Linked DNA regions of Mus musculus: region 1 is linked to region 2. Evidence: chromatin loops called from intact Hi-C (ENCODE). Cell type or tissue: heart. All regions are shown on one strand. Each heading gives the region's core, and the rest is flanking DNA. Links, peaks and the distances in the headings are about the cores only. Region 1 has its middle 62 kb from the start of Gm40932. Region 2 has its middle 53 kb from the start of Mylip.

Evidence for each region. Hi-C counts contacts between places; a loop is a spot of excess contacts. Peaks named below come from ENCODE experiments on the same cell type or tissue, not always from the same donor. Only the 100,000 strongest peaks of a DNase experiment are listed, where the experiment ranks them.
Region 1: a loop joins it to region 2, with 4 times the contacts of the local background. A loop is called at or near these places in 8 of 42 quality-filtered maps.

Annotation. Positions count from the first base shown.
Region 1 is chr13:45,167,471-45,170,388 of GRCm38, forward strand. No RefSeq gene overlaps it. Among named protein-coding and RNA genes, the nearest start is that of Gm40932, 62 kb to the left of the region's middle. In heart, for the core only: no CTCF peak of the experiment used is centred there; no DNase peak of the experiment used is centred there.
Region 2 is chr13:45,440,993-45,443,910 of GRCm38, forward strand. No RefSeq gene overlaps it. Among named protein-coding and RNA genes, the nearest start is that of Mylip, 53 kb to the left of the region's middle. In heart, for the core only: a CTCF peak has its summit at 1,797 (motif pointing left); DNase peaks (open chromatin) are centred at 2,159 and 2,409; H3K27ac peaks cover 614 bases.

The DNA of each region.
Region 1 (2,918 bases), core at 155-2,654, 270 kb before region 2:
AATCCATCATTGTGGGAAGTTAAGGTAGAAAGTCAAGATGGAACTTGAAACAGAAACTGTGGAAGAATGTTGCTTGTTTTAAATAGCCCAGGACCACTTGCCTAGGGATGGTACTGCCCACAGTGGGCTGTGACCTCCTAAGTCAATTAATAACCAAGGGACTCTACCACAGATATTCCCATAGACTGATATAACCTAGGCAACTCCTCAATTGAGGCTTCTCCTCTCAGATGGTTCTAGATTGTGTCAAGGTGAAAATTAAGGCTCACTAGGACATCTCCTAAACTATTTTTGAGATGGCCCAAACATAGGTTCTGCCTGCCAGGACCTCTTAGAACCTCACCAAAATAGAATGAATATAAAGAACACTACATGTTCTTTTAGCCGCTCTCTTACCCCATAGAGAACCCAGAGACACCACAGGTATGAGTTCCTCTTAGAAGGCAAATCCATTCAAAGTAGAGTCTTGATCTACAAGAATCTTGACTGTGTTTTGCTTATTCCAAACAATTAACAAGGTGCAGGAGCATTTTATTTCAGGAGAGGGCAGTCTGTTTCCAGGTGTTTAATTCTAGGTGACAGATCTACCCAGGTAGGATTAGAAGAAGCCCCTGGGTAATTAGCACCCCTTGAAAAAAGCAATCAGAGTATTTAGAGGCAGGGCATTTCCCAACCCTAGAGGTTCTAGAAACAGAATGAAGGAGACATATGGATGATGCTACTGAGGAAATTTGAACCAGATAACCTTGAAGGTCTCTTCCAACCCAGAGAAGGAGTGGGGTTAGGGGGGGGGCAGCTCAGGCTCCATTGACTTAGATGGGCCAATTAGAGCAGTGCCCTGTCTATTGGTTTAAGTGACAATTTAATTCTGTCCATTACCTTGCAGCAATTTTGTCATAATAGCCTGTCCATTAACTTAGGTTACAACACTAATTAGGTACCTGGCATATGGATATTTATGAGCCCTGAAAACAGAGGCCAAGAAGTCCTAAGGCTCGAAACATTGTATGAGTACCCCTCTCTCCCTATTCAAGATCCCCACATTAACAAAGATAAAGTAGGAAGAAGAAATGTGGTTGACATTCTTCATGTCTGTCATTATTTCTCAAGATAACAAATATCTTTAACTGATCTTGACAGCCAGAGAAAAATTCATGCAAATATGTTTTATAAGATTCATTTGATAATTTGTCCGGATTCCAGGCTTCTGCAGATGACCTTGTGATGGGGCTGTCGGATCTGGGAACATTAGTCACTGAAATTAAATGTATAAAGAGCTTTGGGTATTTTGTATTTTATTTGTTGAACAGAAAGTTCATGTCAGTGGTCTTATTTATTTTAATTGATTCAGTTTCTTGTTACATACAAGCTTAAAGACAAGTCTCTAAGGATATGGTAAAAGATATGTTTTCTATTTTAAAAACTAATTTTGGAATATAGGGTAATTCGATGAATGTCCACTGGGGAGAATTATTTGACCCATAAGAAAACCATGAATTTGTCTCTGTTAGCCACTTGGAAAAAGAGCCAAGATTTGGGGGAGGAAGAAGGTATAGGTGAGGGTTTGGGTAGATAGTACTTTATGTCCATTTGAGACCTATCATTCTCTGATACTACAATGTCATCTTCAGGATTGAAATTTAGAGTGAAAGCTGCTCTCATTTTTGGTTTAATAAATTCATCCTGAAGGCTTTAGTTACTGTTCTATTGCTGTGACAAGGCACCATGACCAAGGCAACTTATAGAAGGAAGAATTCATTTGGGATTTATAGTTTCAAAGGGTTAGAGTCTGAACATGATGGCAGGGATCACAGCAGCAGGCAGGCAGACATGGCGTTGGATCAGTAGCTGAGAGCTTACATATTAAGACACAACCATGAGGCAAAGACAGAGCTAACTGGGGGTAGTGAGAGTCTTTTGAGTCCCCAAAGCCCATGCCTTTTCACACAGTGACATGTCTTCTCCAACAAGGCCATACCTCCTAATCTTTCTCAAAGAGTTCCATCCACAGAGGACCAAGCATTTAATTGTGTGAGCCTATGGGGGGGGGGTATTCTCATTCAAACCACCATAGTCACTTCATATAGAGATAAGGTTCTGAGACCTGAGCTGATTTTAAAAAGATTGAAGATGGATATAGAAAAATGAGTCTTAGCTGTGAGCCACCCAGGAACCCAATGACAGTCAACTTCAGCACATCCAGAGAAGGCAGGCATATATGAGGTGATGCTATGCTCCAATGAGCAGCCATGGAAATCAGGCAAGACTTAGCCAGAAGGTTCAAAATGGCATATGAGAGGTAGAGTCAAGAAAGTTTTTAAAGGAGCAAAATAGAGTAATAAGCTACTTTGAGATTTCTCACTCCTTCAGTGAGGGACAAAAAAAAGAAACAATTATGTGTATCTAGGCAACAGAACACATACTTCAAAGTGTTCTTTAAATGCCCTCTTGTCCATGATGAGTGTGCTCCAAGACCCTTTGGGTTGCCTAGAGTCTGAAAGTATTGAGCTCTCTGTATACCACATGTTCCCTGTCTCATAGATTCTGTAGTGCTGTCCAAGTATCAGAGTTAATGTTTCCTCTCATCTTTAATGACCTTGATGCCTCTTTTGAATCACTATCCTTGTGGTTTTAGAGCCATTATCAAGTAGAATATGGTAACCTTAATACAAGTACTGGAATATAGAAACAGTTGACCTGATACCTTGTTAACCAAGATGGCAACTGAGTGACTGGTGGGTGGATAATGGGTACAGTATGGATCCCTGGGACAAAAAGATCACTCCTTCGGTGGGGTGGATTGAAAAATAAGCTCATGACACTACTCAAAGTAACACATGCTTTAAAAATGATAAATTGTCAGTTTCTTGAGTGTTTTTGGATGAAAACTGACAGCAAGGCACTGAGACCACAGAATG
Region 2 (2,918 bases), core at 302-2,801:
TACAGTACTCAGACACTGCTGGCTTGGGGTTTTTGTTTGCTTTATTTTTAAAACGAATATATGTTGCTGTGATCTTATTGAGCCGCAAACAAGAAAGGCTGGTGTGATAATCTTCTCAACTTTATGGGAGTTTAGAATCACCATGGAAACACGCTCCTGGGTGTGTCTATAGAGATGTCTCCGGAAAGAACTGTTCCCTGAAGAAGGAAATCCCTCCCTAAAGGTGGGTGGGCGAGATTCACAGGTTAGGATTCCTGGCTGAATTAAAGGGAGAAAGTTGTGTGGACCACAGTATTTATCTCTCTCCCCTACCTGGTCATGGTATGACATGTCTGATCTCCTCTCAGGTCACCACCGAGATGTGGCCAACCCTCAAGCTTCGAGCCAACAGTAAACACTGCCTTCCTTCAAGTTGTTTTTATCAATTGTTTTGTCACAGTGCTGAGACACATACTAATGTGACAGGCGAGGCCCAGTAGCCAGCACTGTAGAGTTTTGCTGCAGTATGTTGTCTTCTGAGCATTAACAGCCATTGGTGATCCAGCCTGTTGGTGTTTTCCTCACAGAGGGGTGGGGTGGGGTGGGGAGGGTTGGTCCGCCTTCCCAGAGATTCTAGCCAATCACGCCTCATTGCGGTCACCTCCCAGCTGTATGTAATTCTGCCTCAGCTGAACAGTTATGTTGGAAGGTACCAGAAAATGTATAGCATTGCGGTTCACCGAAGGCCTGGACTCTATGATATAGCTTCTAGGAGTCATTAGGCATGATGGGGTGGCCCTTTTCAGGGATGCAGATGTTTATGAGTCACCTCTGATCCTGTAGGTAGCTCCCAGTCTGTGCCCCCATAAGTTCCATCAATTCATTTGATTCACCAAATTGGACCTGGGTGACATTTTTTTTCCCTTTGGTTTGTTGTAGGAAGAACCGTTGCTGTGATCCGTCCTCTGTGCCCTGTCTGAAATGAGATGTGTATTCCCCAGAAAAGTCCTTGTAACAGGTACACTTCAGCCAGACCCACAGTGAAGGGTCGTGACTCACCATGGCGCCTTTTCCTTTCTTTGCTAGGAATTTGTCCCAGCAATGGGCAACATTACTACTTTTCTTCTGTCTATTTTTTCTTCAAATTAAAATTTAAGAATAGGAACACGCATGTTACGAAAGCCCTCCTACCACCTGGCTTTTGGAAAACTTGATTTGCGGGAGCAAGCTGTTCGTTCCCAGCGTGCTTTTCCACTTACATTTGTTTTGTTGTGGGTATTGGCTGTGTTGTTTAGGAAATCCAATCTCGCTCCTTACCTCTAGTCATTAAAACGATGTTGGGTTAATGGAAGTTATTAACCAAACACTTTTCCATTTAAAACTGGAGCTTAGATATGTATTTTAGTGTAAATCAATTAAAAGTCAAGATGCTTGTATTTGGCTTGAAATGCATTGCCCAAGGGCTTTGAGTGACATCTGAACTAGAATAACCCCTATCCCAAGCCTTGCTTCTAACTTCATGCTTGGCTCACAAGAGTTCCTTGTTTGCACAAACCACTCCCGACTGCAAAATGGGGGAGGGGGAAGGTTAAAGCTGGAAACACACACCTCACAGAAGGGTGGAGTGGAGAGGGTTGCTCTGCCCTCCCAGAGATTCTAGCCAAACAGTCCTGACTGAGGTCGCCTCACTTGTGCTAAGTCCTTCTGCTAAGTCCTTCTCAACTGACCTGTCACCTAATGCTGTAAGATCCTATGAAGCAATGTACAGGCGGTTGGATCCAGTCAAGAAAATTGGTTGGAGTCTCTACTGCCACCTCGAGGTTATTGAGCTGAACTACAAAAATGAGAAAAAAATAAACTACCAGGCATTTTATGGTTTGTTTGTTTGTTTTTTGGTTTTTTTTTTTCCATTACAAACTAACTAGCATAATAGGAAATCCTTGAGAGGAGTGGATAGTCCTCAGAAAAGTGGGAAATTCCATCAAGGAATGGGCCAACGAGCCAGAAAGATGGCCTGTCCCAAAATCATCCCTCCTGAGCTACAATGGCTAAGCTTGACTCAGCAGCTACATCTTAAAGCTCTATGGGCCAAGGGCTGCTCCACAGGGAGAGGCTGTCAAGCCCCCATGTGGCTTCCCAAGGAGGAGGGGCTCATGAAACAAGCAGGAATGAGTATGTCGGGCATTTCCTGGCTGTAGAACGGATGGCAATCCGATCATGTTGGTGGGCTTTCTGCCGCCATGAGGGAACAACTGGAGAAAGCAGCTTAAACGAGGGACCTTTTGTTGTGAATGCTGACTTCACAGGTCCTGGGCCTGTGGTCAGACAGTGAACCACAGCAGAGTGTGTGAAAACAAGGGGCTGCAAGCTCCAGTAGCCAGGGGTGCAGAGACACAGGAAACATCTGGGCTTCTAATTTATCACTTTTAAGGGTGTGCCAGGGACCCAACTTCCCGGCACTGGGCCCCACCTCCTAAAGGTTCCAACACCCCCTGATGCCTCCTCAAGACACCCATGGTCTTTGTGAGGCAGTTAAGATCCAAACTATAAAACCGTTTACCATTCTCTATGTCCTAGAATCTAGACTCTTAGCTTGTTCTTTGATGCATTTAGACAAGACAGAAGTGAGATACAACATGGAGATTTAATGTTCCCTCATGATTTTATATCCACGGGAGGCCATTCCCCCCCCTCCCCCAATATTTAGAAAATGCATCTTAAAAACCTCCCCATCTGAGACACTGCGGAGGAGGGGAAAAGGAGTGGTAAACTGTAGTTTTCTCCCACGAGCTATTTTAGGAGAACTGTCATCTATGATTGAGATTTTGCGTCTCATTCGGGCTTCTGTCTACTTTGTTTCTGAAGAGCTCTTAGTTTTCCGTGCCCTTCCTGTGTGTCCAAAGCCATCTCAGACTGACCCAAGACTCTGATGACCTTTG